7 separate regions of the Mus musculus genome follow, and all the other regions are linked to region 7. The links are chromatin loops, found by intact Hi-C in ENCODE. Cell type or tissue: heart. All regions are shown on one strand. Region 1 overlaps Atg2a (autophagy related 2A). Region 2 holds the start of Tm7sf2 (transmembrane 7 superfamily member 2). Region 3 holds the start of Snx15 (sorting nexin 15). Region 4 overlaps Cdca5 (cell division cycle associated 5). Region 5 holds the start of Vps51 (VPS51 GARP complex subunit). Region 6 holds the start of Pola2 (polymerase (DNA directed), alpha 2). Region 7 has its middle 3.1 kb from the start of Men1.

Region 1 (4,000 bases), 70 kb before region 7:
GGGCCCGGGGAAAGCTACTTAGCAAGATTCTGTTTTAACAAAAAAATTAAGGGAAGAGAAACTGGACTGGCACCAGGCAGTGGTGGCACAGGCCTTTAACCCCAGTACTTGGGAGGCAGAGGCAGGCGGATTTCTGAGATCGAGGCCAGCATGGTCTACAAAGTGAGTTCCAGGACAGCCAGAGCTACACAGAGAAACCCTGTCTCAAGAATAGGAAGGAAGGAAGGAAGGAAGGAAGGAAGGAAGGAAGGAAGGAAGGAAGGAAGGAAGGAAGGAAGGAAAGAAGGAAGGAAAGAAGGAAGGGAGGGAAGGAAGGAAGGAAAAGAAATTGGATTGGGAAAGGGTCGTTGGGCAGAGAAGAAAAGCCAGGGCAGGCTTGGCCTCTCTGATAATCCTGTCTTCTAGTCCAAGGGTTCCGGGACCTGCTGTGGCTACCCATCGAGCAGTACAGGAAAGATGGGCGCCTCATTCGGGGGCTGCAGCGTGGGGCTGCCTCCTTTGGGTCATCCACAGCCTCTGCTGCTCTGGAACTGAGCAACAGGCTGGTCCAGGCCATCCAGGTGAGTGCAGGGCCGGAACAGGAAATAGATACCCTTGTCCCTGGGCTCCCGACTCTGTCTGCACAGTCCCCCTGAAAGCCGAAACTTGAAAAGGCTGGGCACAGTTAAAGCCACATGCCATGGAGGCTCCCATGGTGGAGCCAAAGTGCATCTGGGCCGTCAGAACCGACCATGTCACATGCTCCAGCTGCCTGGAAGTGATGCGTGTCCAGGGAGCAGACGCAGAGACCCATCCCAGTTAGTTCTTCCAGGTTCTGTGTTTCACTGAGCCCCAGAGACCACCCCCTACCAAAGCCCTGGTCTTCAGGGGAGTGATTGAGTCCTGGGGTAGGACTGGGTGTGTCTGCGGGTATGTGGAAACACTGCATCAAGAGAGCTTTGAGCTCAGCCCTCAGAGGGGAGGGCAGAGTTCCAGGGGTCTGCAGTGGGAGGGGGCACAGGCCAGAGGGGTGGTGGGCAGAAGGCTCTATTGTTCTGATAACTGTACAGGGGTGCCCTCTAGTGGGGAACTAGACAGCTCCGGCAGGTGTCAGCATGCCCAGCCTAGGTGGGAGGCCCACAGGAAAGTTTTCCAGTGCCTTCAACCATGACCACCTCACCCAGCCCAAAAGACTTTTCTCTTCTTCCTCTTCTTCTTCCTCTTTCTCCTCCTCTTCCTTCTCCTCCTCTCCCTCCTTCTTCTTTCTTATTTATTCTTTGTGTGTGTGCCATGGCTTGTATTTGAGGTCAGACAATTTTTGGGACTCAGTCCTCTCTACCATGTGAGTCTCTAGGGTTGGGGATTGATTTCAGGTCACCTCACAGCAAATGCCTTGACCTTGGGAGCCATCTTACCAGCCCTGGAAGGGTGTATAAATGTCTCCTTCAGTTAAGGAGGTCCTTTGAAGAGGTGGAGAGGTGGCCCAGCAGTTAAGGCTGAAGCTGCTCTCGCAGAGGCTTGGGGCTCAGTTTCTAGCGCTTTATGGGTGGCTGTAACTCCAGCGCCAAAGGATCCAGTGCCCTCTTCTGGCCTCCAGGGGTACTGCATCACTTGGAATCACACACAAATTAAAATAAATGAATATTTAACAAAAATGTAGGAAGTTCTCTTCGGTAGGTGATGGGAGGGGAGTGGGGGGGTGAGGCAAAGACTGGCTGGGACAGGAATAGTCATGCTGGAAGGTCTGGTCCCCAGGGTGGCCTGCAAGGGAAGGCCACCCTGCCATCATCCAACCCTGGTGTCCTTCAGGCTACAGCTGAGACAGTGTATGACATCCTGTCCCCGGCTTCTCCTGTCTCCCGATCCCTACAAGACAAGCGCTCTTCGCGGAAGCTACGCAGAGGTCAACAACCTGCTGACCTCCGGGAAGGCATGGCTAAGGCTTATGATGCTGTTCGAGAGGTGAGGACCACCCTAGACCCACTTGCAGGTGCCCCCATGCCCACCCCTCATTCTCACTGACCTCTGACCTCCACAGGGTATCCTGGATACAGCTCAAACCATCTGTGATGTGGCATCCAGGGGCCATGAGCAGAAGGGACTGACAGGTGCCGTGGGGGGTGTGATCCGACAGCTCCCCCCAACCGTGGTAAAACCAATAATCGTAGCAACAGAGGCAACATCCAACGTGCTAGGGGGCATGCGTAACCAGATCCTTCCAGATGCGCACAAGGACCATGCTCTCAAGTGGCGATTGGAGGAGGCCCAGGACTGACTGCAGGCACCCAAGATCCACCCACTGTCCCAACATGCTCACCGTGTCCAGCCAGCCACAGTGGTGCCACCAGCTCCCTGTTTTCCTGATTGCTGTGACCCACAGCTAGGCCACCAGGTCCTTCAAAGGATGGCCACTGTGAAGGATACCTGCCCAGCCTGCTTGTTGCCAACTGGCCGAGAGAGTGGGGCCTCCCGGCTTTGGGGCCTCTGCCCTGTCTGTGCACTTTCATCTGGGGAGAAAGGACATTGCTTCTCCCTGCTACCTGGGCCCACACTGCTGCCTTGTTCCAGAATGAGGATGGAGGCTTTTGGACCCATGGACCCCACTCAGCCAAGTGTCTCTCCGTGTCTCACGGGGAGGTGGGGGATAGATGCCATGTGGGTCGGTGTATTTTTAAGATCTCTGAGCGTGTGGGTCAGTGTCTGCATGAAGTGGAATAAACTTGCCCACCGCCAGCCCAGGCCACGTCCAGGTCCTCTGTACCTGTGAGACCCCAGTCTGCCCCACTCTGTCTAAGCCTTGATCTGCCAGTTCCCACTTCTGCACGCAGTACACACCTCCTGCCACCAGGAGGCGCCACACTTCACCCTCAGCCTTCTGATGCAAACAGGCTTTGGGTTCAACCTACTTACCATCCTGGTGCCTGTCATCTTGGCACTACTTCCAAGTGAAGCTGGGGGAAGTTGCCTGGCAGCCCCAGAGGAAGAGTCCCTGAGAGTCCGCATCAAACCCCATTCCTTGGTTCTATTCCTGTCAGACCCCAGGCTCCAGCCTTATTCTTGAGGCTGGAGCGAAGCAGGGCTCCAGGCCTGTCCTGGGAATCTCTGTGACCTAAGGCAACATCTGTTAGTCTGCCAGCCGTGGCAGTGTCCAGGGTGTCCCACTCGGGGAGGTTGAGGCCTATTCCCACCATTTTGAGAGAGTGGCTTTCTTATGCTGGGACAAAGCTGTGTTGTCCAGAAGATGCCTGCTGACCATCCCACGTTCATTGTTCACGGGGAGCCACCCTCGGTAGCACTGCCAGGAAGTGGGTGGGCCTGTGGGAAGGATCACTTGTTGGGCATCCCTGGTTCCCCCTGAAGTTAGCTGTGGTCGCTCCTCCTTTGGCCCCCATCATAGACCTGAGTATTAAGCATGAGAGGACTTCCTTGTGCCCCATCCCCTAGTTTGGCTGTCTGGCTAGCTAGGGCCAACAGACTAGGCATGAGGTCAAGCCAATGAAGCCCATGGGTGGCCAGGGTCTGGTGGCACTGGGTAGCTGAAGACCCAGTCTGGTACTTCCTGGACCCGCCCTGCCAGCTGGGGCACAGTCCAGGTCTGCTGCCCTTCGGACCCCTCTTAGGGTCAGTATTGATGGCAGTGGGCTAATCATTAACGCAACCAGGGCTGGGCCAACGGCTCAAAAGGCTTGGCCCAGGGTGGCCCCACTTCCTCCTTGTGCCCCGAAGGCCAGCTAGGTGCAAGGTAAGAGCTCCCAGGCTGTCCTCCAGAAGGCTGCTGAAGGCTCCCGACTCCAAGCCTTCCTGCCAAGCCATCAGCCCTTCTGAGCAAGTTCTGTCCTGTGGCTCTGTTTCCACCTTTGGGTAAAGTGGCTGGTGCTTCCCTGCTCTATGGAGACAGAATTCTTAAGCAGCCATGTCTGTCTTCTAGATGTCCAGGGCCTCATGGAACAGGAGGCTGGGCCTTGAGGGGGCTACTGGGCTGTGGGGAAACCGGAAACCATCTAGTCTGGCATCTCCCTTG
Region 2 (4,000 bases), 260 kb before region 7:
GTGTCTGGAAACAGCTACAGTGTACTCATATAAATCAAATACATCTTTAAAAAATATAAATAAGTCAGGGTTTCTTTGTGTATCCCTCGCTGTCCTGAAACTTTTTCTGTAGACCAGGCTAGCTTCGAACTCAGAGATCCACCTGTCTCTGCCAAAGTGCTGGATTAAGGGTGTGCACCACCACTGCCTGGCTTTAGACTCTCTTTCTAGTAGCTCCAGTGGCCTGAATAGTGTAGTTTCTTCAGTAATACTGATGTGGTATTTTCTTGAGAGAGAGAGTGAGAGAGAGAGAGAGAGAGAGAGAGAGAGAGAGTTTCACTAAGTAGCTTTGGTTGATTTGGAACCATATAGACCAGGCTGGCCTTGAACTCACAGAGATCTGCCTGCTATTGCCTCTGGAGTGCTGGGATCAAAGGCATGCCCTACTACACCCAGCCCTCACAGGAAATTGTAGAAGAAAATTTCATTCAATCCTGTTTTATGAGTGAGAAAATAACCTTATATTCTGGCATATATGTTGACAGGCCAGTCTCCGATTAATGTTGGGACTAGGCCTGGTGGGATTGTAGTAACTGTAATCCTAGTTACTTGATTAGCTGAGGGAAGTAGAAGGAACCTTGATTTTGAGACTAGTCTGGACTATCCGAGTGAGACCTGTTTCAAAACTAAACCAAATCCAAACTCAGATTCAGTGGACATGGGCACTCCTGCCTCTACAGTGAAGGCAGGACCTTGCCTGAGCCCCTTTGGAGCTCTTGGCCACCACCCATGTACCCCATGTACATGTGATCTTAACACAAGAACAGCTGGCCTGTTGTCAAGGCCACCAATGACAAACAAGGTGTTAAATCTGACAATCCCTGGAGGCAGTTGCCTGGTCCTTCAAGCTTCTCCTTAGCTGTCTTTGAAGTTGATTTTATATTTGGCCGCTACATCCGAAGCTGCACCTGCTTTCCCAGCTCGCTGCCTGCTTTGCTCCCCCATACAGCCTGTCATCACTGTGGTATAGATTTAGTTTTGTGGTGCTAGGGTTGGAATCTAGGGCTTTATGTACATAAGCCAAATGCGCGCGCTCTCTCTCTCTCTCTCTCAAGATTTTATATTAAAAACCCTCTTGTTCTATTAAAGCAAAACCATAGGTTCATAACACAGCAACATATTGGCAAATGAATGAATGAATGATTGCTGCCCACCCAGCAATGCTAGCCCACTCTGCTCTTCTCCTGGCCCAAGTCCAGCAGAATTAAGTCCAGCATGTCAGCATACCCAGCCAATGAGGCCAGGTCTCAGCTCACAGAAATATTTGAAGTCAAAGGAACCGAGGCGAGGGTTCAGCTCCCGTCCAAGAAAGAAGTCATACATGGAATTTCCTGGGGAACAACAGAAGGTGAAGGCACACCAGGTATGCATGCATCCCACCTACCTCATCCCTACCTCACTGGGACCCTTCTCACCTGAGTTTCCCCCAGGAGCCAGGGCTGAGGCAGGAGCTACCAAAGCCTTCGCATAGAGGAGGAGGCTGAAGATAAAGCTGGTGAGAGTGGTCGCAAAGGCCAAGGGCAGGAGCATTCCAGGGAGTGCCCCCAGGGGCAGCCCCACTGACACCCCCAGCCCCATCAACAGGGCTGTTAGCACCAGAGCCTGGAAGCCTGAACCACAGCACAGAGTGAGCCCTGGGGTGGCTTGCATACTTCCAAAGCCAACACACACACACACACACACACACACACACACACGCAGTTCTGGGAGAACATTGGCCATTGGCCTGGAGCTGAGTAGTAGCAAAAGAGGTAGATGCACGGCGAGGTTCCCATAAGGGCACAAACATGTCATCAGAGCTGGTCCATAAACCTCCCACCACCCTTGGAACCCACCCCAACCCATGTTAACTGCGATTCAGGGAGGGGGGGGAACCCCAGTCACCATTAATAGGGTAGCGCAGGCGACTCTTGTCCTTCAGTTCCAGGCCTTCGGCCACCTGCGGGTACAGGGCAGGTTTTATAAGAGCTGGGGATGACTTCCCAGGCTCCAGCCCTCCCTGCACCCTCCTCCCTGGTGTGTTAAAACAGATCACACACCTTGCGTGCAGGCAGCAAATAGAGCGCCACCTGCAGGCCGAGCCAGATGAACAATAGCAGCAGAGCCCATGGGCTCCACAGCTCCTCCAGCCCAGGCAGATAGGCCGGTAGGGCCAGGAGGCGCGCCGGGCCCGAGCGAGCCGCCAGGAGCAGGTGGAACATGGTGGCAGGCAGCAGGATCAGTAAAGCCGCGACGCCTGGAAAGAGGGCCACTGTGTAGCGTGACTGCTCCCAAGAGCTCTCTCAAGTCCTCGGGCGCCTTGAGTCACCTGCCTGCTTAGCAGTTTCCCAGCGCCATACTCCTATCTTAATTTTCATCTTGTTCCTCTGCCCTCTGGCATTCCCAAAGACCATCCTGCTCTCCCAACTGTCTTTCATTACACAAACTCCCCGCTGTGCTGCTGTCAGCACTCCCTCCTCTTCTGCAGACACCCCGACACCCGCGCACCGGATCCTTCTGCTCCGAGCCTTCTATAGAGCTCGTATCCTATCCTGCTCCCGTTAAGTGGCATCAGGTCAGCCTCCACCCCAAACCTTCCCATTTACCCAACGGCCCCCCGAATTCCAGTGGGGCCTGGGAGGCCTCACGAGAAGTCATGATCTCTGCTTTGCCGGGGAACAATGGTTCACAAAAGTCGATCAAGGAAACACAAACCGCCCCATGCCGGGTTATGGCTCTGCATCAGACACGGAGGTGGAAAAGCTGCTGCTCTTGTTCATTGATCTTTAAATGGACGCGCCCTCTGCCCACCCTGGGCCCAGCACAGTAGCCAATCAGCGCTGGGAGGCGGGCCCCATGCTGGCGCCTCAGAAGCTTCGGCACTGAAACCCAACCCGGGCGGGTCCCGCCCCTGCAGGCAAGAGGAAGGAGGAGGACACATAAGTTTATTAGAAGGATCCATGAACCCGCCAGCGGGGAAGGGCCTCTAGGATGAGAACAGGGCACAGGGAGGACAGGGCGATAGGGCTACTACGCGACTCGTTGGCAGATTCTAGCCGCGCTCGCAGATGACCTCGACAACACTAGGTTCCATGGGCACTGGGTCGGGACAGCGCAGAGCAGCTGAGGCTACTACTTCGTCCAGCAGCAGGTGCACTAGCTCCTCATCAGCCACAAAGCGCCACAAGTAAAGCTGCAGGAAGTGGCAGTCCACCTGCACCTGCTGCAGCCCAAAGCGCCCAAAGGTGCGTAGGCGCACACACTCCAGTAGTGTCTTCAAGCTGATCTTAATGATGCCAGTCAGCACCGACACCTGCAGGTGGACACAGGGATGCAGCTCAGGATTGCCGTCTTTTGGGGAGGAGGATACATCCAAATTCTGAGCAGAGGCAAGGGAGATAAAGACAGAAATTTCTAGGGCTCAGCTAAGAAGGGAACAATGCAATGTTGCCACCATAAAGGCGAGGGCAGGTAAACCCCGGTGGTCAGATCAGAGATGGGGCCTCATGAATACGATGGGCAGCAGTCACCACTGACTACAAAGTAAAATGGAGGAAAGATATTGCTGAGCTTGGGCTTCGGAGGGGCAGAGATCAAGATATGAGTGGGAACCCCCGATGACTAAAGACTAGTTTGGAGAGTAAAGTGTGGACAAGGTGGTTTTGCTCTGGACCTAGAGACAGAGATTACGTAAAGTGATCTTTAATTCTGCTCAGATGTGGTCCTAGGGCTCTCTGGGTTAGTGTGGGAGCCACCCTTCCCCTGGGATGTAGAGGAGAAGGTACTTCAGACCTTGTTGAATTCCACGGGGCTGAACACATCGATCCGTTCAGAGAACAGCTTCTGAATATTGCTCAGGAGGTTTGTGTCCATGGGAGCACTGGAAGGGGGAAAGAAAGAGTGAGAGGCCACTCTGCCCAGCCTCCCTCTTCTGTCTCTCAGGGAGGCTCCTAGCAGCCTGACCTGGGTGTGTAGCTGGGTG
Region 3 (4,000 bases), 210 kb before region 7:
AGGCGTGCACCACCACTGCCCGGCTACCTTTTAACTTTTTTACTTGTATTTTTTTTAAAATTAGCAGTGCTATCTGCATGTATACCTACATGCCAGCAGATGTTTTGTGAGCTGCACCACCATGTGTTAGTTGGGAACTGAATTCAGAGCCTCTGGAAGAGCAGCAGTGTTCTTAGCTGCTGAGTCATCTCTCCATCATCTCCCAACTTTATTATTTTTTTTTAATTGGCGGGTTTTTTTTCCTTTTTTTTTTTTTTTTTTTAAGCAGTGACAAGGCTCCCCTCTGTAGCCCTGGCAGGCCTAGAACTGCCTAGAACCTGCTTTGACGGTTAGGTTGGCTTCAAAGTCACAGAGATGTGGCTGCTTCTGCTTCTTAAGTGGGGTAAAGACACTCACCCCTAGGCTTGGCACTCAACTTCTATCCCAGTTCCTCCCTAGGGCCACGTCCTGGTATTCAGAAAGGAAAACAAAACAAAACAAAACAAAACTATGCTTCTCAGGAAATGAGAGTCTAGGGGCTGGAGAGATGGTTCCTGGAGAGATGGCTTGGCAGTTAAGAGCACTGGCTGTGTCAAACACCGATGCACAGAAAATAAAGTAAAAATAAATAAATCATTTAAAAAAAATGAGAGTCTGTCCCAGGATCCAGTTCTTCTTAAGAGAGGAGCTACGGGCTGGTGAAAGGTCCGGAGTTCAAATCCCAGCAACCACATGGTGGCTCACAACCATCCGTAGCAAGATCTGATGCCCTCTTCTGGAGTGTCTGAAGACAGCTACAGTGTACTTACATATAATAAATAAATAAATCTTTAAAAAAAAAAAGAGAGGAGCTACAATGTCTCATACCCATGAAGACAGAGTTAGCAGTGGGGTTGGGCACTCTGGAAGAACAGAATTGGCCCGAGACAGAAGTAACACTTAGTTTTTGCTATTATGCTTATGGGAGTTTTACAGTAAGGTTGTACAGTTTAGAATCAACAGTTTTCAAAACATCCTTTCCATTTTTTTTTTCTAGATCTCAGCAAACCAGACATGATTAAGATGCCCATTTAAAATCTAAGGATGGGGACAGGAGGGGTGGCTCGGTAGTTAAGAGCATGACCTGATCTTCCAAGCACTACATTCAGTGCCCAGAACAGTACCCACATTATGTGGCTCATAATCGTTTGTAATTCTGGCTCCAGGGGATCAGATCTGATGCACCTTCCTCTGACCTCAACAGGCATCCACACGCAGTTGTGCTACACATTCACACAGACACGTACATCAGCCAGAAACAAGGAGAGATGATTCAGCAGGTAAAAGCACTCGCTGCTGTAGCCAAGGACCTGGGTTTGGTTCCCAGCACTGAGATGGCAGATAGAAATAATTTCTAAGTCCAATTCCAGGAGATTCAAGACCTCTTTTGACCTTTGATCTCACCAGGCTTGTATTTGGTACATAAACATACATACAGGCAAAATATTCATACATATAAAATTAAATAAATCTGGAGCTGGATCGATGGCTCAGGTTAAGAGCACTGGCTGCTTTCTAGAGGACAGAAGTTCTATTCCCAGCACCAACGTGAGGGCACACAAGCGCTTGTAATTCCAATCAATAGGGATCTACCACCCTCTTCTGGCCTCCTTTGGTATTGCATGGAGAGTGCACAGATGTTTTTGTTTTTTAAAAAAACAACTACGTTTTAAATCTTTAAGTAAATAAGCCAGGAGGGGTAGTACACATTTTTAATCCCTAGGGATGCTGCACTGGGGAGGCAGAGGCAAATGGATCTCTGTTTGAGCCTGGTCTACAACACAAGTCCCAGGACAACCAGGGCTACAGGGAAAAAACATGCCTCGAAATAAATAAAGAAAAAAATTAAGTAAATAAATCTATAAAATAAAAAAAGGATCATCTTGTAGGGTGCTGTGGCAAGAGAGAGACATGGAGAGAGAGAGAGAGAGAATGAGAGAGAGAGAGAATGAGAATGAGAGAGAGAGAGAGAGTTCTCTAAAATGTGGGAGGCCATGAGTTCAACCCTAGCACTGGAAAAAAAAAACAACTCTATGCATGTGTAAGGCATGTGACTAGATCTAAAAGGCTAACAGGAAGACATAAGGGTTCTGAATGCCTTGTCATCCTTTCTACCCTCCGGCATCTTCCTAGAGACAATTATTATATTTGTATTTTTTGGCATGAAAAAGTAAACCCCCGGAACACTCTTGACGTATCTAAGACTCTGACTTAGATTGCTTTGGGAGCGACTTGTATGTGTTTGCTTCCTTTTAACAGTCGACAAGCCACTAATCAAACAGTTGCCAAGTTGAAAAAAATTTAAGTACAAGAAAATATATAGTCAGTCTTTCCGCAGCAACCCGGTTTCTCCCATTGGAGACCTCCATAGTTACCTTGGGTAAAATTCTAAAAGCATTCTTTCATGCTGATGTTTCTACGAGCTCATTCTAAGTTTTATTGTTACAAACACCAATTTCAGCTTATTGACTTCCTTATCTGTTAAGACCAGTCTTTTTTTTTTTTTGCGTGAGTTTTTAAAACCACACAAATTATATATATATAATATATAAATAGTATAATAAAATTATATGTGTATATGTGTATATACACACACACATACATTTAAACTTTTAAAGAGCTTTTTTTATAGTTGGTCCTGGTGGTGCACGCCTTTAATCATAGCACTTGGGAGGCAGATGCAGGAGGGTCTCGGTGACTTCCGGGCCAGTCTAGTTTACATCGTGAGTTCGCAAAAGCCAGGGCTGTCTCAAAAAAAGAAAAGATAGATAAATAAAAAGGTGGTGGTGGGGCTTTTACGGATCAAGCAGGGAAAATTACCAAAAGTTACTCTAAGCGATTAGAGAAGGAATATTTAGGTTAATCCGGAGTTTTCTTGCTTTGAGAAATTCGTAGACCGCATCTAGACATCACCAACAACAGAGAGGGGGTACCGGGCCAAGCGCAGAGCCAAGCTCCACAGACTTTAAAAAATGACCCTTAGCCCCGCCCCAGGAGGTGAGGCGCCTTAAATCTTCTGTCTCAGGCGCCTCTTAAAGGGGAAATCTATTTGTGTAGGCCAAACCGCGACCTCCTTGAAGCTCTTTGCCTTTAAGGTACAGCACGGATCCGGAGCTGCTTAAAAGGGTAATGCTCCCCCGCTGGGTCCCACCTCACCTGAGCGGTTACTTTGTACTCTGTGTAACCCTTGGGGTGGGTCCTAGGGTCCGAGACTGTGTAGTGTCGCAGGAAGTCATCCTTCGCTTGGCGCGACATGACAGCGGAGCCGGTCGCCGGCTCCTCCTCCTGCACGTCGCCCCCGCTCCCCGCGTGTTGAGCCTACTGCCACTGCCAGGATCCGGCCTGCGCCCTTCTTCAGGCCCAGGGACCTAGTCGCAAGTGACACAACCGTTCTTGGCTTGGGGGCGTGGCTAAGGGAGTGTCTGACAAGTTCTAGGTCATTGGTAAAGCGGAGTTCTAGGTAGAGACTAAGGATTGGTTGTTTGGGAGAGGATTTACCAGCTGGCATCCTGGCATGTGATTGAACCCACTTCCCCCTAACGTAAACCCTCCTTACAGACCTCCGAAACGTTTCTTTATTTATCTTCTTTACACTCATCCAGCCTCTTATTTATGAATTATTTTAAGCTAAGATCTCTGCTGTGTTGACCAACTTCTGGGCTTAAAATATTCTCCTACCTAAGCCTCCTGAGTATCTGGAACTTCAGGTGCTTGGCATAGGGTCTAACCCATGCAACTTTTATTGTGTTCAAAATGTGCCTAGCAGAGCCAAGTTCCCTGCCTCCCTGTGCGGATTGGGGGGTGGGGGGAACGACACACACTGACATTTTCTGATGCTGAAAAAACTGGATAGTGACAGAGGCTCTGAAATCACAACACTTACACGTATTTGAATTCCCCTTAACTGCTTCAAATTTGGGGAGGTTGGACGTTGAGATGATCTCATGTAGCCCAGTTTGGCCTCAGACTCTCTATGTAGTTG
Region 4 (4,000 bases), 240 kb before region 7:
TTTCTCAGTGTCCTGGGAATTGCAGACGTGAGGCAAATTGCCAGTTTGATTTGTTATTCTGATGTGTGTGGTGCTGGAGATCTATCCCAGGGCAGTACTAAGCAGGTACCCTGCTGTTGAGATAATCCCAGCCATCTTGTGATGGTGGAGGTGGGTTTTCAAGTCCTAGAACTTGCTTTGAAGACCAGGCAGGCCTCAAACTCACCGAGATTCAACCCCCACCCTAGTGCTAGGGTTAAAGGCATGCACTACCCCACCTAGCTTCCCAACCAGCTTTTAACCAAAGTACTGACATAATAAAGCCGAAGTATTGTAGAAAGGTTTCTCTGTGAATGACGTCATTGGAGTCCTAGGACCAATGAGGAGAGTTAAGATGGTGAAGGCCCAACTAAGATGGTGGTGGCCCCGGTGTGGTGGCGCACGCCTAAAATCCCAGCACTCGGGAGGCAGAGGCAGGCGGATTTCTGAGTTCAAGGCCAGCCTGGTCTACAAAGTGAGCTCCGGGACAGCCAGGGCTATACAGAGAAACCCTGTCTCGAAAAAACAACAACAACAAAACAACAACAACAAAAAAAAGAACACAGTGAGGAACACTCGGGGTCAGAAGACAGAATCAGCTGGGTGGTGGCAGTGGTGGTGCACACCTTTATTCCTGCACTTGGGGGGCAGAGGCAGAAGGATCTCTGAGTTGCAGGCCAGCCAGGGCTGCAGAACAAAATTCTCCAGAGCTTATGGCCAGGAAATCTCTGATGACTTCCTTGTATTAGAGCACAGTGCCCCTCCCTGAGTTTGTCCTTTGACGAGTTTACTAGGTCTTCAGCTCTTGAAAAGTAGTTGCCATGTTTCACGTCCACTCTGAGCCTGCAGTGTGCAGGGCTCTGCTGGACGTGTGGGCTTTGACAGTGATCAGGCGGTGTCCTGACCCTCAGCTCACCTGTCTGGATGGGTGAATGACGTAACAGACCAACTGCAGACAGCTAGAGTGTGGTCCTAGGTAAAAGACAGCGTTGGGATGGTAGGGTTGCAGAGGGGCTGGGCTGCGCTGGGCTGGGCTGGATCTCAGGTATGGAGAGCCTCCCTGGGGAGGAGCTGTGTGACCTGAGTGGGGTGTGAAGAACCAGTACCTTAGCCTCAAGTGCATATGTCAGGTTAAGCTTTTGCTCTTGACAGCTGTGCCATGGCTCCACTGGCCGTGGGTCAAAGCCCTTCTGATGGCCGTGTACATGGAGGTGGTAGTGTGGTGGACTGTAATACACAGGGCGGTAGCTCTGTTCTAGCTTCGCCTGCAGTCTCTGGATCATCACTTCCTGACCTCAGCCACTCTGGCCCATTTTGTTCCTTGACCCTGACTGAAACACCTGTCTTCAAGGCTTTTGTATTGGCTCACCCCCCGCTCCGCCCCGCCCAACCCAGAACGCAGTTACTCTAGATGTCCACACAGCTCAGCTCCACGCCTTCACACCACAGCTCGTGTCTCCTCCTCAGTGAGACTACAATCCCAACCTGCCCCAAGTTTTGTTCTACAGCCAGCAACTCCGAGCCTTCTGCCTCTGCCCCCCACGTACAGGGATAAAGGTGTGCGCCACCACTGCCACCACCCAGCGGATTCTGCCCTCTGACCCCAGTGCTCCTTGCTGTGTTCCTTTTTAAAAAAAAATAATTTCTTTTTAAAGATTTATTTATGTGAGTTAGCTGTCTTCAGACACACCAGAAGAGGGCATCAGATGGTTGTGAGCCACCATGTGGTTGCTGGGATTTGAACTCTGGACCTCTGGAAGAGCAGTCAGTGCTCTTAACTGCTGAGCCACGTCTTCAGTCCCCTCATTATGTTCTTGTCGCTACAACGGGAGGGAGCACTGAAGTGCCACTAGGTGGCTTTTTGTTTCCCTTGATGTATTTGCAGTACCCAAAACAGTCCCTGGTATAGGACAGGTCACCAATAGATACTTGGCCAAATGAACAGTTTTGAAAAATCTCTAGCAGTTACATAGCAGATGGCCCATAAAGGGTGAGCCTGGATACAGGCAAAGTAATTAGGAGGCTATCAAGCCAGTTTAGACCTGCTGAGATTTTACATCAGCTAACAGGTGGTAGCTATATACCAGACACATCTGGTGGTAGCAGCAGCAGATATAATCATCACAAGTGTAACTCCTCTCTCTCTTCCTGACAGTGGGCATGGGATGCAGGGCTCGTGCATTGTGGGCCTGTGTTCAATGGCTGCGCTTGTTGCTTAAAATCTATCATGGCCTGGGGATGGAGCTGCACTCACAGCACAGTGTTTGCTGAACTTGGACAAGGTCCTGCACTCCAGCCCTACAACATGAAGTACAAAGCAACAGTAGAAACTCCGTGTGTCCTGTAGGCAGTCTTTCCATCCTGAACCCCTCGCTCACGAGACTTCTCTCCTGTCCTGATACAGATCTCTTTTATTTTGGAAAAAGAGAACAACCCTCCGCTCAAGGTACCCACGAAAGAAGACCTCTTCAAGACTTGTAGTGTCCCTGGTACTCCCTCCAGCACCCCCGTGCTGTACACTCAGAATGTTGAGCCTGACTCTGGAGAAGCAGAGCTGGACAGCAGAGACCTGGAAATGTCTCAGAAAGTCAGGCGGTCGTACAGTCGGCTACAGAGCCTTGGTTGTGCCTCAACCTCCACCCCTGGCCGCCGATCCTTCTTTGGCTTTGAGGGACCTGACGACTTGCCTGGAGTCTCACCTGTCGTGTGTTCAAAGTTAATCGAGACCCCAAAGGTACCTGCAAAGGACTTGGTTCCGGCTAGAACGAAGGACTTGGTTCCAGATAGTACGAAGGACTTGGTTCCGGCTAGAACGCTCCCTGGAATCTCTCCCCCAGTTGTGAAAGAGAAACGAAAGAAGAAGGTTCCTGAAATCCTGGTGAGTGGGGCCAGACTTCTCTGACTCTTGGTGGGAAGGCAATGTCTGAGGTGTGGGTCTAGTGCTCTGGCCAACATGGCTGCTCTTCCCTCCCACTCATGTGCCCTCATTTCTTTCCACCAGAAATCAGAGCTGGATAAGTGGGCTGTGGCCATGAATGCTGAATTTGAAGCTGCCGAGCAGTTTGAGCTTCTGATTGAATGAGATGAACTGGGATGCCCGTCATTAAGTGGGGTGACCTGGCTGGCTCTCCCCTCTTCCTGTACATATTGCCTTTTGAGTAGAGCAGGATATGTGGGGTCCCTTTCACTAGCCTTGTTACCCAGAAAGGTATTGCTGGCCTCTTGTTATATTGTGTCTCCTTGCCCTGGACTGTCTACCTCTACAGCGTTGGGGATGAGAATCCACTGCTCTGAACCGGAACTGTCAGAAACAGGGTTAGCCATGGGCTGTCTCTGCTGTTGCATTCAGCCACCAACCAGCAGAGAGGTTTTGTGTTCTGCTTTGGTTCTGTAGAGTTGAGAGATCTCAAAGACCAGGGAGACAGTTAAATGCTTGAGGGAGGATTTTTACATTGAGTCTCTGGAGTCCAGGATATGAACGGGAGGAAGCATAATTGGTTTTTAACACAGTGACTTATGTAGGAACTGGTCCGTGTCTGTGCTCTGCTGTTGACATTGGTGAACGGGGTGCTGCTGCTTACAGCAAAGTGGGTACACTTGATAGCGTGGGCCTCGGATGCACCAGTGTAAGCTTTATAGTCTCTGCTTTGACCTCTTTCCTCGCCCACATCTGTTTCTTTGAATACAAGCTGTGTGGCCTCAGCCCTAGACACCATGTCACCTCATCTCTCACCTACTAGACAGCTTTTGCTGTGAGCTTAAAACTATTGCTCTCATGTGAGACCAACCATTCCTGGGGGTTGCTGGGAACAAAAGTGGATGTATCATGGCTTCTAAGGTTCCTTCCTGCCTGCCACCTCTCAATCATGGTAAAAGCTGTGGTTTAAAGGCCATTGGCCTTCCAACCTTTACAGTTCACGAGAGCAGAAGCTGTGGGGAATGAGAGCTCAGGTAAGCTCCTGCTCCACCAGGGTGGCTTAGT
Region 5 (4,000 bases), 250 kb before region 7:
AATCTGTGAGCTGTTGCCCTAATCAATTAGTCTTGGGGTGTGCACTCAATAACCGTGCCTATGTGACTGAGATTGGTGTTCATGTGGTTTGTGGGGTGACTCCTGGACCCAAAAACTATTAGTAAATCTTAAGGAATGAGGATACAGACAGAGGGGGAGAGAGTGGCAAATCTGCTCTGAAGGCAGACTGACCAGAAACAAAAGTTACCACTAATAACATTTTTAACAAAAATTTTAATTGACTTTGAGATGGCTTAGTAGCAGGCAAATGTGTTTGTCACCAAGCCTGATAACCTGACTTCAATCCCTGGCACCCTCATGGTGGAAGGAGAATACAGACTCCTGAAAGTTGTCTTCTGACCCCCACACAAATGTTGTGTCCCACACATATGCATGTGCACAATATAAATAAACAAACAAAGCTAAAGCTTACTGAAACGCTGGTGCTTCCTAAGTGCTGCAGAGAAACTCACTGCATTTCATTCTTCCTTCCCAGCGCTGGTCCTTTGGACAAACCCCACCCCCACAGGAGTCATCACTTCAGCAGCAGTGGATTAAGGTTGGGACCCAATTGTAATCTGGGTCTCTTTCCTTTAATCCCTGTTTTTCTTAACACGGGGTGAGGACCTGGTGGGGGTGGTGTAAGACTGAGGAGTGTGTCCCAGTGGGGTCACCTGTAGCTGAGATGAACTTGTTGTAGTTCTCATAGACCAGGGTCTGCATGTCGCTGTCTAGAGCCCGGATCTGCCGTACCATGTCCGTCTCACTGTCCATCAGCTGGGCCAGAGGACATTCTCTACGCAGCTAGAGAAGCAGGTAGGAACAGTCAGCGTTAGTGCTCACTCACGTCCTGCTACCCTGCTTTACGTTAGTTGGATTTCAGTGCAAGACAACTCCAATCCCACCCTTATCAGGAATTCCATAAGTGGCACACTTTAAGTAGCACACTTCACAGGTTAGACCCAATTTGGGATTTGTCAGCGTTCATGGTCTTCTGGCTTAGTTTAAAGTCAACCTAGGCCCTGCCTAGCGCCTGTCAAGAGCATGGTCACACCCACTACCACGAGCCAGCACCGAGACCTCAGACCCAGTGTGACCTCAAGTCAGGCCCAGGCTCCCTTGGCCTCCAGATCTGCCTCTATTGCCTAGTAAGGGCTGTCCTCTTATAAACCCCGCTGCCGTCACCACAGCAACCAAATCGGGAGTAAGATCTAGGGTCCAAGATATTTGGGGTCTGGACCCGCCCCATTTCACACACACACCTTGTCAAGATAAACTTCCGGGTCGAAGTGCGCCCCATTGAGATCGGTTGGGTCCAGAGGGTCAGGCCCTGCGGGATGCCCCGCCACCTCCCCCTCCGAGAGGCCGTAGTAAAGCTTCAGCATCCCGTGAGCCTTCCGCCGACGCTCCGGAGCGTCCGCCTCGGGACCTTCTGGGGAGTCTCCAGGCCCGGACCCTAGGCCAGGCCCCACAGCTGCCGCAGCCGCCATAGCTCCAACCTCAACTCAAAGGGGTGAGGCAGGGGAGGGAACAGATGCACTTCCGGGGACCAGAAACTTGCTACAACCAGGCGGTCCTTCAGGTGAAACGTTCCTCTGCAGCTGTAGGATATGTGAGACTAAAGTTCCGTCTTGCGCTTGTCCTTCTGGAGCACAGAGGTTTCACTGAACTTCTGGATCGTTGAGTTTCTGTGATTTTGCTGTGCTACTTGGGTGAATCGTGGCGTCCCAATCCTGCATCCGCACAGGAAAGAGACTTGCAGAAGATCGAATATGCGTCACAGGGGGGGTCTGCAAGGTTCAAACGTCCATTTAGTAGCCTGCAATATGGCTTTAACGCAGTGTTTCCCAAGGTTCTGTCTCCAAGGAGTCATTCAATATGAGAAACTTTATTCTACTTAGAGAATTTAAGATGTTAATCTTAAGAAGTTAGTGAAATGTGATACGTGAGCAGTTGGGATTGAGGATAATTCGGAAGTTTTAAAGATGTAGGCATAAAACGAAGCTCTCAGCAGGGCGTAGTGGCGCACACCTTTAATCCCAGCACTTGGGAGGCAGAGGCAGGTGAATTTCTGAGTTCGAGGCCAGCCAGCCTGGTCTACAGAGTGAGTTCCATGAGTTCCAGGACAGCCAGGGCTACACAGAGAAACCCTGTCTCAAAAAAAAAAAAAAAAAAAAAAAAAAAAAAGACGAAGCTCTTAAGAGGGGATGAGGTCAGATTATATGTGGAGTTAAATAGAAGAAAATGAGACTTTACTAATGATGTACTGTAAACGTTACCGAGGATGGGCTGATAGGGTGCTGGGCTGCCAGGAGTTTCAGCAGACCAAACACTGTTTTTATCTGAAAATTAGGAGTTAAAAAAAAATCTAAATGGTATACTTTTTATTTTTATTTTTTTCAAGACGGTTTCTCTGCTTAGCCCTGACTGTCCTGGAACTGGTCCTAGTGTAGAACCTGTCTGCCTCCCAAGTGTTGAGACTAAAGGCATGTGATAACACTGTCACCAGCTCCACTGCCTAGCTAAAAACAGTTCTGAATGGTATTAAATCGCCATCTGTCCGGCCCCCAGTATTATATGTGTATTTATGTGTGCAGAGACCAGGGGATAACTCAGAGCTGTAGTTACAGCTCATGTGTGAGCTACCCGTCATGATGCTGGAAACCAAAGTGCAAGAGCAGTTCACCCTGTGCCAGCTCAAACCCTTCCTTTCTTTTCTCTCTCTTTCTTCCTCTTTGAGGCATCATCTCACTCTAACTTTGGCTGACCTGAAACTCATTATTGTAGACCAGGCTGGCCTCAAACTCAGAGATCCAGCCACCTCTGCTTCCTGAGTGCTGGGACTAAAAGTCTGTGCTACCATGTCCACAGCCTGCTTCTCAGCCTGACATGCATGGTTGCTCTTGTCACAGACTAAAGGGATCATGTATTCACTTGTCTTGGACCAAAACATTTTCTTGCCTTCTTATCCAGGGGGCTATTTAGAAACTGTACATCTGAGGATCTCAGCCCACGAAGCTTTAAGAAAGTGAATTTGAGCTGGAGAGATGGTTTCACTTGCTGCTCTTCCTGATGACCCAGGTTCAATCCCCAAGCTCACAACTGTCTGTAACACCCTGGGGGGGGGGGGGATCCAGTATCTTTTTGGTCTCCATGGGGAGCAGGAATACATGTGCATGCAGGCAAAATACTCATCCATACAGGAAAAAAAATCAAAATGAAAATAAAACCCAGGTGTACTGATGTGCACCTGCCTAGAACATTGTGGGCCAGGCAAGTGATCAGGAGAAGGTCACGGTCATCCTTGTAAGTTTGAAGCAGCCTGGGCTATGTAAAAACTCTCCCAAAAGCTGAATAAACAAAAGGGCTGGAGAGACGGCTTAGCAGTCAAGAGTGGATTCCTGAAAGTTGTCCTCTGACCATCATATATGCATTGTGGCAATGCACACACTCTTCACTTCACCCACACTAAAATAAATGAGGCTGGGCATAGTGGCACAATCCTTTGATCCAGGCAGGTAAATCTCTGTGAGTTCGAGGCCAGCCTTGTCTACAAAAATGAGTTCCAGGGCTGCCTAATGAGACCTTATCTCAAACAAAACCAACCCTAGGTTAATTAGTACTAGTTAAATGTGATCTTGAAAACCCTATTTATCTTTCATGCTATAAAGATACTTGGGCCTTGGGAGTATACCAACTAGCACTGCAGAGAGACAGAAAGGACGTGCACAGAACCCCGGCGACAAGCACCACTAACACCACAGAGCTTAGACAAGGCTGGCGACCTGACTGGAGGGAAAACAAGTTTCTGCTGTTTCTGGTTTCCTAGGAAATCTGGTGGCCAGAACTGAGAGGGGGAAGGCGCTGGCATTGGGGGAATTACTCTGTAGTCATCCCAGAATACTATCTAAAGAAAAGGAAAATTTAGATTAATTTCCAGACTCTGCTCATTGAAGTTTGTGGTAACATGTTGTGTTAAGTCTAGTGCTTCAATTAGAGC
Region 6 (4,000 bases), 370 kb before region 7:
AAGCCCACTTATACTACGGTTTTATTTCCTACAGTAAGAATTTCAAGGGGTACACACACTGCTATTCTGACACTGATGCACACATCTTCCAGGAGAGATGTGTGATTTAAATCTTTACCACTGGTCTCTGTGGAGCAATAGGATGAGGCACTGTACTCCAGAGCAAAAGTCAGGGGTCGGCACACAATCAGGCAACTAAGTCTCCTTGCCCATGTCCCTCCATCTATAAAGAGAGGGAGCCAATAAGCACCTTGAAGTTTCTTCCAAAGCTAAAATAAAGGACTAGGATCCACCTAGAGGAATTCCTATTTGCACAGATCACTAAAAACTCTGATGAGCAGGGCATGGTGGTGTACATCGTTAACCCCAGCACTCGGGAAGCAGAGGCAGGCGATCTCCGTGAGTTCAAGGCCAGCACAGTAATCTACATAATGAGTTCTGGGGTTACCCAGAAAGACTCTGTCTTTAAAAACCAAACAAACAAAAAAACCTCTAATGAGAAAAGTCATTGAGCAAGAGATGACTAGGTATGAGATGCAAACGGTTCCAATGTCTCCTATTGGTAATGTCACCTGTTGTTTAGTCGGGACCCAATAGGTACCACACAAGCATATAGAACTTGGAAGCGATCCTCTCGGTTCGGGACTCACGTTTCTCCAACAGGGAGTCCTCGTAGTCCAGGCCGAAGATCTGTAGTTCCTCCGCCAGCTGCTGGGTGGACACGGCCATGGTGACCCGGGAGTGGCCGGGCGCCTGCCGCCGGGCCCCGACCTCAGCTCTACCCTGCAGACGCTTATCCTTTCGCTTTACCGGAAGGTGACAGGGACGTGTCACGAGACCACCTGGCCTAAGCCCTCAAACGACCCCAGCCACCAGGTCACAGAGAAATACTTCAAAAGCCCTCGAGAGGTCTCGATCCAGAGAGAAAACTTGCTTCCGAGGACTACACCTTAGCTTCTCCGTGAGGAGCACAGCACAGGAAAAACCCGCCAAACGCTTTGCCTAGCGCGCGCTTGCGCGAGGTTCTGCTCGGGCCCCGCCCTCCCCGCGCACGCGCCGGTCCTCCCACTGCAGCTGCGCAGAACGCGCCTCTGCGCGTCACTCCGCGCGGAAATTGAGAATCGAGACCCCGTACTGTGGCTGTTTCAGGAGTCGCCTGTTCTGCTAAGCTCTGCGATGCTTGTTTGTCCCTTTTTTTTTACCCTTGGCCAGGAGGCGCTGTTTGTCTGTATCTTGCAGTGACTGACACGTGTGTCCAGCACGGCCCTGGAAGGGCACGTTAGCTCCTTCCTCCCCCACCTCAGCATCTCCATCCTGCTCTGCCTTGGTTCGTCCTGATCTAACGCTTTCGTAGGGAATGTGGTTATTATAGCTGTTATGATTGTCAGTCACGGGGATAGCGGGAGGGCAGGTCACTGAAGGGGGAGTGGTTAGAGAGTAAAACAAGGAGTGCATTCTCTTCTTGATGTATTTACCAAATTTTCGAACCAAAATCTCCATTGATTTGGCTTAGGTCAATTGATCTGTGACACCCTAAGAATGGAATGGAAGACTGGCAGAGCCTTTAAGAAAAAACGGTTTGAAGCTAGGCCTGGTAGCACACACCTGTAATCTCAGCACTTGGAGGCTGAGGCAGGTCTCTGCAAGTTCCAGCCAAGGCTATACAGAGAGACCCTAACAAGCAAGCAAGAAACACCAAACAGGACTGCAGAGATGGTTTAGCAGTTACGCTTACTGATCTCACAAAGGACTTGGGTTTGGTTCCAGCACTAGTGTGGTGGCTCACAGCTGCCTCTAACTCCAGTTTCAGGGGACCTGAGACCTCCTGACCTCCACAGGCTCCTACAATCACATGGTGCACATACATACACTCAGGTACTCACAAACACCCATTTAAAACCATGCCGCTAGCCCCAGCACTAAGGAAGCAGAAGCAGGAAGATTACTGAGTTTAAGGCCAGCCTGGTCTACAGAATGGCACCCAGAACAGCAGGGCCACACTGAGAAACCCTGTCTCAAAACAAAAACAAAGTGTGTCTGTGTGTTTAAAGGCTGATTGAACTTCAACTTTCTCAGTGAACATCGTGGCTCAAAGCTTCAATCTCAATATTTGGGAGGCTGAGGTGAGATATTAACACGAGACTGCAGCCGACTAGGCCCACATTTTAAGTCTGTCCAACAGAAAAACAAAACAAAACAAAACTTTACTGGGTTTTCACACTAGTAGCAGGAAGCACTGGGCTGGGCTGCAGGAATTTAGCCACCAGGTGGCAGCAAGGTCACACAACACTACGATTTAGTCCCTCAGTGCTGCCACACATCATTAACATCTGAGGCTTATGGCCTTTCTGATAAAGAGAGGTAAGATTTAAATACAGCCTCACAAACCTTGAACCAATTATCACCCATTTCTAGAGATTAGGGGTGTAGCACACCTGGCAGAGTGCTTGCCTGGCGTATCTAAACCTTGGGTGTGACCCTCAGAATCTGATGGCCATTGGCACATTTGTAATCCCAGTACTTGGGAATGAAGGACCAGAAGTTACCCTTAGCTACATCAGAAGTTCAAGGCCAGCCTGCTACAGGAGACCCTGCCTCAAATGAATGCATAAATAAAGCAAAGCCATCTTTCTTTCTTTCTTTCTTTCTTTCTTTCTTTCTTTCTTTCTAGATTTCTTTATTATTATGTCTAAGTGCACTGTAGCTTTCTTCAGACACCCAGAAAATGCTGTCAGATCTCATTACAAGATGGTTGTGAGCCACCATGTGGTTGCTGGGATTTGAACTCTGGACCTTTGGAAGAATAGTCAGTGCTCTTAACCACTGAGCCACCTCTCCAGCCCCCAAAGTAATCTTTTGACTATTTTATTATTTTGTGCGTATGAATGTTTTGACTTCAGGTATGTCTGATGCTGAGGAGGCCAGAAGAGGGCATCAGATTTCCTGGAACTGGACTTAGAGATTAAATTGTTAGCCACCATGTGGGTTCTAGAAATTGAACCCAGATCCTTTGCAAAAGCAGTAAGTCTCTTAAATGTCAAACATCTCTGTAGCCCCCGCCCCAAAGTATTGTTGTTGCTGAGATTAAAGTTGAGCAACACCACACACATCCCATCCAGCCAAAGTAGTCTTTCTCTCTTTCTTTCTTTTTTCTTCTTTTGGTTTTTTTCAAGACAGGGTTTCTCTGTGTAGCTCTGGCTGTCCTGGAACTCACTCTGTAGACCAGGCTGGTTTCAAACTCAGAAATCCACCTGCCTCTGGCTCCCAAGAGCTGGAATTAAAGGTGTGCGCCACCACTGCCTGGCAGTAGTGTTTCTTAAGGTAACCCTTAGAGGCCAGGCAGAAACCAAAATAAGACAAAGGAAGAAAAGAATGAAGGGAAGCAGAGAGGGAGGGAGGGAGGGAGGGAGGGAGGAAGGAAAGCCACAGTTTATGGAGCTGCCTACGAGGCACTGTGGCCTGTGGCCAGAGGTAGGGAGTGATGGTAACTCTGAAGGAGTGGGACAGCAACCGAGGTCACCAAGCCTGTGCTCAGTTGGGTGTCTCCCAGTCATCTTTCCTCCCTGGGTGTGCACTCTACTGCTGAGCCACATCCCCAGCCTTTGCGTGCTCAGGCCCTGTTGAAGCCACTGTGACCCTGTCAGCTCCAACCCCTTCTAGTGGGCTCCTCTCACATTCCTCCTTTCAAGCCTGGATGTGTCCCATGGCGCCGAGTGCCCCTCCCAGTACTCTCCTGGAATGTTCCTCACTCCTGAAGCTGACTCTTCCTATCTCATCTCTGTAGCATTTTGCTGTGTCATCCTGCACGGCCTCCGGGGCCTCTTCTTCACCCTCATCCCTGTTGGGATTGCACGCAGCTCACGTTTGGACTGGTATATTCCCATCAGAACACTCCCTGCTCTGACCTGGTGCCTGGCTCCTGGCAGGCTCTCAAAAGATGCAAATCTATGGAGGAAGCTTAGGGTCAGGGGAACTGGCTTAGGATCTCCTAGGCAGTGGA
Region 7 (4,000 bases):
TCTGACCTTGGCATGTGTCCTCTGTGGCATGAATGCCTTTCATAAATAAGTGTTAGAAGAAGGAAGAGGAGGAAGATGGAGAAGAAGGTGGCGGCGGCAGTGGTGGCTATACTTAAAGCAGTTGCCTGTCTGTGGAGTATGTTCCCCTAACTGGGCTGCCTTGTCTGGCCTCAGTGGAGAGGATGCTCCTAGCTCTACAGAGACTTGATGTGCCGGAGGCGGGGGGGGGGGGGGGGGAGGATACCCGAATAGGGGGCTCTAACCTCCCAAAGGAGAAGAGGGGAGAGGCAGACTGTGTGAAGGGGAGAACTGAGAAGGGGAAGCAGAGATTGGCATATAAAGTGAATAAATTAAAATTTTAAAAGAAGAAAGGAGCAAGAGGAGGAGACAATGACATGGAACCCCCTAGCAATATGTTTCGTCATCACTGGGGGAGGGGGGGCTGCTGCCGCCCACACAAGAGACTAGGATAATTCTGTGTGACTCTGAATTATTATTTCACAGGACCGAGTTGTTAGGGTGTCCACCCCAAGGAGGGAGGATCTAGACAGATAAAAGGCTCCTAGGAGTCCAGCTTGGGAAGATAAAGGAGTATAGCCCCGTTCTCTCTCTTCCAGGCTGACCATTTATTTATTACTCTTCTTTGCAGAGAGGTGTTTTGAGACATGGTTTTCTGTGTAGCCCTGGCCATCCTGGAACTCTGTAGACCAGATTTGCTGGGGACTCTGAGATTCTCCTGACTCTGTCTCTGAAGCCCTGGGATTAAAGGTGTGCACCCCACTCCTGCCTGGCTTTCTTTGCTACCCTTGAAGGCTTAGTTGTTTTTGTTTTTTGTTTGTTTTGTTTTTGGTTTTGTTTTGTTTTTGAGACAGAGTTTCTCTGTGTAGCCCTGGCTGTCCTGGAACTCACTCTGTAGAGCAGGCTGGCCTCGAACTCAGAAATCTGCCTGCCTCTGCCTCCCAAGTGCAGAATTAAAGGCGTGTGCCACCATGCCCGGCTAAAGGCTTTGTTTTAACTGGACTAAGTCTTAGGAGTCCTCTCCATGAGCTCAGCCTCCAGGCCTGGCCAGAGACCGAGGCTGCTCTGTGCCATGCTCCTTGTCTTCGTGCACCGTCTCTGCAGAACAATGTGGAACCAAGTCATGGGGGCTTCCTACCTGCTCCTGACAACATTTTGGGGATGCCATCTTCAGAGGAGTTGAAAACCTTGTGGATTCTGCCAGCTCTTTTGAGGTCTAACCACCAAGGCATAGTATCTGTTGGTCCAGAAATACCCTTCTCTCTGGGCCTCCTTTTTAACAGTATCAGTTTGGGAACACTTAGATTGGCATCTGCATTGTAGTTCCTCTCTCCAGTTTCCCTTGGTCTATAACAGCAATAACCCTTAACAACAGGCACACTGTGCCATGGCTTAAGACATCTTGCTTCATAGAAAACCTGTTAGTCATTCCCACGACTGATTCAAACTTACAACCTTCAGCTGCTGCACGCCAAGCATAGCATCGACAGCTGCTTCTAACCGACAGGACTTCCTTTAGAAAGTGGGAAGTCGGTTGGGCAGTGGTGCACAACTTTAATCTCAGTACTAGGGAGGCAGAGGCAGGTGGATTTCTGAGTCCAGGTCTATAGAGTGACTTCCAGGACTACACAGAGGAAACCCTGTCTCAGGGAAAAGAAAAAGAAAGAAAGTGAAAAGTTTGTGCTCATTCACTTCTGACAGCCGGTGTCTGAGAGGTGATATTCAGCGCCATCCTGGCTGACCACCTAGGCGATACGACGGATAAAAGCTGCATGAAGTAACTTTCAAGAATATGGGCCACTCAAGAGCAGCTACAATTGCCCAAAGTTTCCAACACCCTGCCCACAAAACACCGATTTTAAAAGGCTTGAAGTTCAGAGCAGAATCAATGCAAACCTGAGTTCAGAGCGCCACCTAGTGTAACAGCTGTAGAAGAGCATACAGATTCTGACCACAAAAGACCAACGTATTTTGGGAAAGTCAGTTTCGGTGCCCATCCCATGTTCTTTCCAGGACTCAGATGTGACTGGTTTGCTGAATCTGACAAACAGGCCCGCTAAATGATCTTCTGCAGTACTGTGGAGCTATTCTAGGGCTGGCTGTCGTGGCGCATTCTGTGGTTGCCGCTCTGTAGTTGGAGACTGGAGGATCAGGAGGTCAAGGTCATCCTCCGCTGCACAGCAAGTCTGAGGCCAGGTCATAGGACTCCTCCTACAGGACTGATGAACCCTTGTCTCAAAGGCAAACGAAGAGGCTTGAGAGATAGCCCTGGCTTCTGTGCCCCTTGCTTGTTGCTTCATTGTCAGCTCTCCTATCACACTGTCATAAGGTGACAAATTCAAAGGGACCCACGCCAGAACTGCCGTTGTGAGCTAAAGAAACTCATTGTCTTTATACAAGTATTCAGCTTTAAGTCTGGGACAGAAGTGAAATGGTGGGCTGGTACATCATTTGGAAATAGGTTGTAAGCACTGTGAGCCTTGATTACCTACGTACCATGTTAGGATAGACTAGAGACCTCCCTGGATTCATACATTCAAGCTCTTTTATAATAAATTAGGGGGCTGGAAAGATGGCTCACAGGTTAAGAGCACTGGCTGCTCTTCCAGAGGTTCTGAGTTCAATTCCCAGCAACCACTGGTGGCTCACGACCATCTTAATCTGATGCCCCTCTCTGGTGTGACAGCAACAGTGTATTTACATAAAACAAATAAATCTTTAAGGAATAAAAAATTATACATAAATAAAAAATAATTAGTATTTTAATTTTTAAGTCTGTTTTTGTTTTGTCTTGTTTTGGGTTTTTTGTTTTGTTTTTTTGTTTTTTGGTTTTTCAAGATAGGGTTTCTCTGTATAGCCCTGGCTGTCCTGGAACTCATTCTGTAGACCAGGCTGGCCTCAAACTCAGAAATCTGCCTGCCTCTGCCTCCCAAGGCATGTGCCACCATGCCTAGCAATTTTTTTTTTTTAGTAATTTTTTTTATTGAAGTTTATGTGTACGGGTGTTTTGCCTGCATGTATGCCTGTGTTCCACATGTATCATGGAAGCTAAAAGAGGACATTGGATTCTGTGATATCTGATTTACAGACAGTTGTGAGCCACCACCGGAACCTCTGGAAGAGCAGTCAGTGCTCTTAACAGCTGAGCCCTTTCTCCAGCCCCAATTTTTGTGTTTGTTTTCTGAGACAGGATCTCACTATGTAGCCGTGGCTGGCCTGGAACTTGTTTGCAGAGTACTAGGATTAAAGGTATGCATCACCATGACCAGCCCCTCTTCAAAAGAATAATATATAGTTTATTCTAAAGCCAAATTTGAGTAACCATGGTCCAGGAATACAAATTTAGGTTAATCCAAACTCCATGTTCCAATATGACAGCAATTTCTTAGCTTTACAGAACAAAGAAACTTAAAAATCAAAGAAACTTTAAAATGCATGGGTAGATGTAGCTGGATGGTGATGGCTCACACCTTTAACCCCAGCACTCAGGCAGAGACAATCAGATCTCTCTGAGTTTGAGGCCAGCCTGGTCTACAGAGTGAATTCCAAGACATCCATGGCTACACAGAAAAACCCTGTCTCTAAAAACAAAAAACAAAACAGACAAACAAACAACCAAAAAAGAAAGAAAGAAAGAAAGAAAGAAAGAAAGAAAGAAAGGAAGGAAGAAAGGAAGAAAGAAAGAAAGGAAGAGGTTCTGCTTGTATATGTGTGTGGTGTCTTTACACCTGTGTAAGGAGCTGCTCAGATGTGGAAAACAGAAAGATCACATATCCTTCTTTATGACTCTCTCTGTCTTCTTCCCTTTACACAGGCTCTCTCTCTGAACCTGCAGCTAGGTCGTTAGGCAGGAAGTCCCAAGACCCTCCTCCCTTTAACCCCCACACTGACCCCATTCCCCATCCATGCCCTATAATGCTAGGATTCCAAACGTATAAGTGAATTCTGGGTATTTGAACTCAGGTCCTCCTACTGGTACAAC

What was found. Peaks named below come from ENCODE experiments on the same cell type or tissue, not always from the same donor. Only the 100,000 strongest peaks of a DNase experiment are listed, where the experiment ranks them.
Region 1: a loop joins it to region 7, with 5 times the contacts of the local background. A loop is called at or near these places in 22 of 42 quality-filtered maps.
Region 2: it touches region 7 in a loop (2.3-fold over the local background); 5 of 42 quality-filtered maps call a loop at or near these places.
Region 3: it touches region 7 in a loop (2.9-fold over the local background); 5 of 42 quality-filtered maps call a loop at or near these places.
Region 4: it touches region 7 in a loop (2.4-fold over the local background); 5 of 42 quality-filtered maps call a loop at or near these places.
Region 5: a loop joins it to region 7, with 2.9 times the contacts of the local background. A loop is called at or near these places in 9 of 42 quality-filtered maps.
Region 6: a loop joins it to region 7, with 4 times the contacts of the local background. A loop is called at or near these places in 7 of 42 quality-filtered maps.

The regions. Positions count from the first base shown.
Region 1 is chr19:6,259,584-6,263,583 of GRCm38, forward strand. Atg2a (autophagy related 2A) reads left to right here. Exons shown (of 40, transcript NM_194348.3): 38 at 406-560; 39 at 1,789-1,941; 40 at 2,018-2,721. The coding sequence ends at 2,254. Among named protein-coding and RNA genes, the nearest start is that of Mir194-2, 3.1 kb to the right of the region's middle. In heart, CTCF peaks have their summits at 1,066 (motif pointing left) and 1,575 (motif pointing left); DNase peaks (open chromatin) are centred at 949, 1,888, 2,738 and 3,552.
Region 2 is chr19:6,065,045-6,069,044 of GRCm38, forward strand. Tm7sf2 (transmembrane 7 superfamily member 2) reads right to left here and starts at 2,806. Exons shown (of 10, transcript NM_028454.2): 1 at 2,625-2,806; 2 at 2,079-2,275; 3 at 1,924-1,978; 4 at 1,455-1,649; 5 at 1,267-1,370. The coding sequence starts at 2,676. Vps51 (VPS51 GARP complex subunit) reads right to left here. Exons shown (of 10, transcript NM_001081041.1): 8 at 3,982-4,000; 9 at 3,811-3,898; 10 at 2,798-3,331. The coding sequence ends at 3,071. In heart, CTCF peaks have their summits at 2,110 (motif pointing left) and 2,907; DNase peaks (open chromatin) are centred at 2,037 and 2,867; H3K4me3 peaks cover 2,420 bases; H3K27ac peaks cover 2,226 bases.
Region 3 is chr19:6,124,875-6,128,874 of GRCm38, forward strand. It overlaps Snx15 (sorting nexin 15), which reads right to left and starts at 3,386. Exons shown (of 8, transcript NM_026912.2): 1 at 3,175-3,386. The coding sequence starts at 3,273. In heart, a CTCF peak has its summit at 1,630 (motif pointing left); DNase peaks (open chromatin) are centred at 3,187 and 3,377; H3K4me3 peaks cover 1,238 bases; H3K27ac peaks cover 1,297 bases.
Region 4 is chr19:6,087,629-6,091,628 of GRCm38, forward strand. Cdca5 (cell division cycle associated 5) reads left to right here. Exons shown (of 6, transcript NM_026410.3): 5 at 2,423-2,896; 6 at 3,020-4,000. The coding sequence ends at 3,100. Among named protein-coding and RNA genes, the nearest start is that of Cdca5, 4.5 kb to the left of the region's middle. In heart, a CTCF peak has its summit at 1,844; no DNase peak of the experiment used is centred here.
Region 5 is chr19:6,075,689-6,079,688 of GRCm38, forward strand. It overlaps Vps51 (VPS51 GARP complex subunit), which reads right to left and starts at 1,499. Exons shown (of 10, transcript NM_001081041.1): 1 at 1,263-1,499; 2 at 675-804. The coding sequence starts at 1,490. It also overlaps a transcript of Tmem262 not described here. In heart, no CTCF peak of the experiment used is centred here; DNase peaks (open chromatin) are centred at 1,293 and 1,533; H3K4me3 peaks cover 2,209 bases; H3K27ac peaks cover 1,308 bases.
Region 6 is chr19:5,963,176-5,967,175 of GRCm38, forward strand. Pola2 (polymerase (DNA directed), alpha 2) reads right to left here and starts at 1,031. Exons shown (of 18, transcript NM_008893.3): 1 at 651-1,031. The coding sequence starts at 729. In heart, a CTCF peak has its summit at 2,258 (motif pointing right); DNase peaks (open chromatin) are centred at 1,056 and 2,276; H3K4me3 peaks cover 2,064 bases; H3K27ac peaks cover 2,679 bases.
Region 7 is chr19:6,329,908-6,333,907 of GRCm38, forward strand. No RefSeq gene overlaps it. Among named protein-coding and RNA genes, the nearest start is that of Men1, 3.1 kb to the right of the region's middle. In heart, a CTCF peak has its summit at 1,941 (motif pointing left); DNase peaks (open chromatin) are centred at 1,886 and 2,174; H3K4me3 peaks cover 632 bases; H3K27ac peaks cover 624 bases; H3K27me3 peaks cover 222 bases.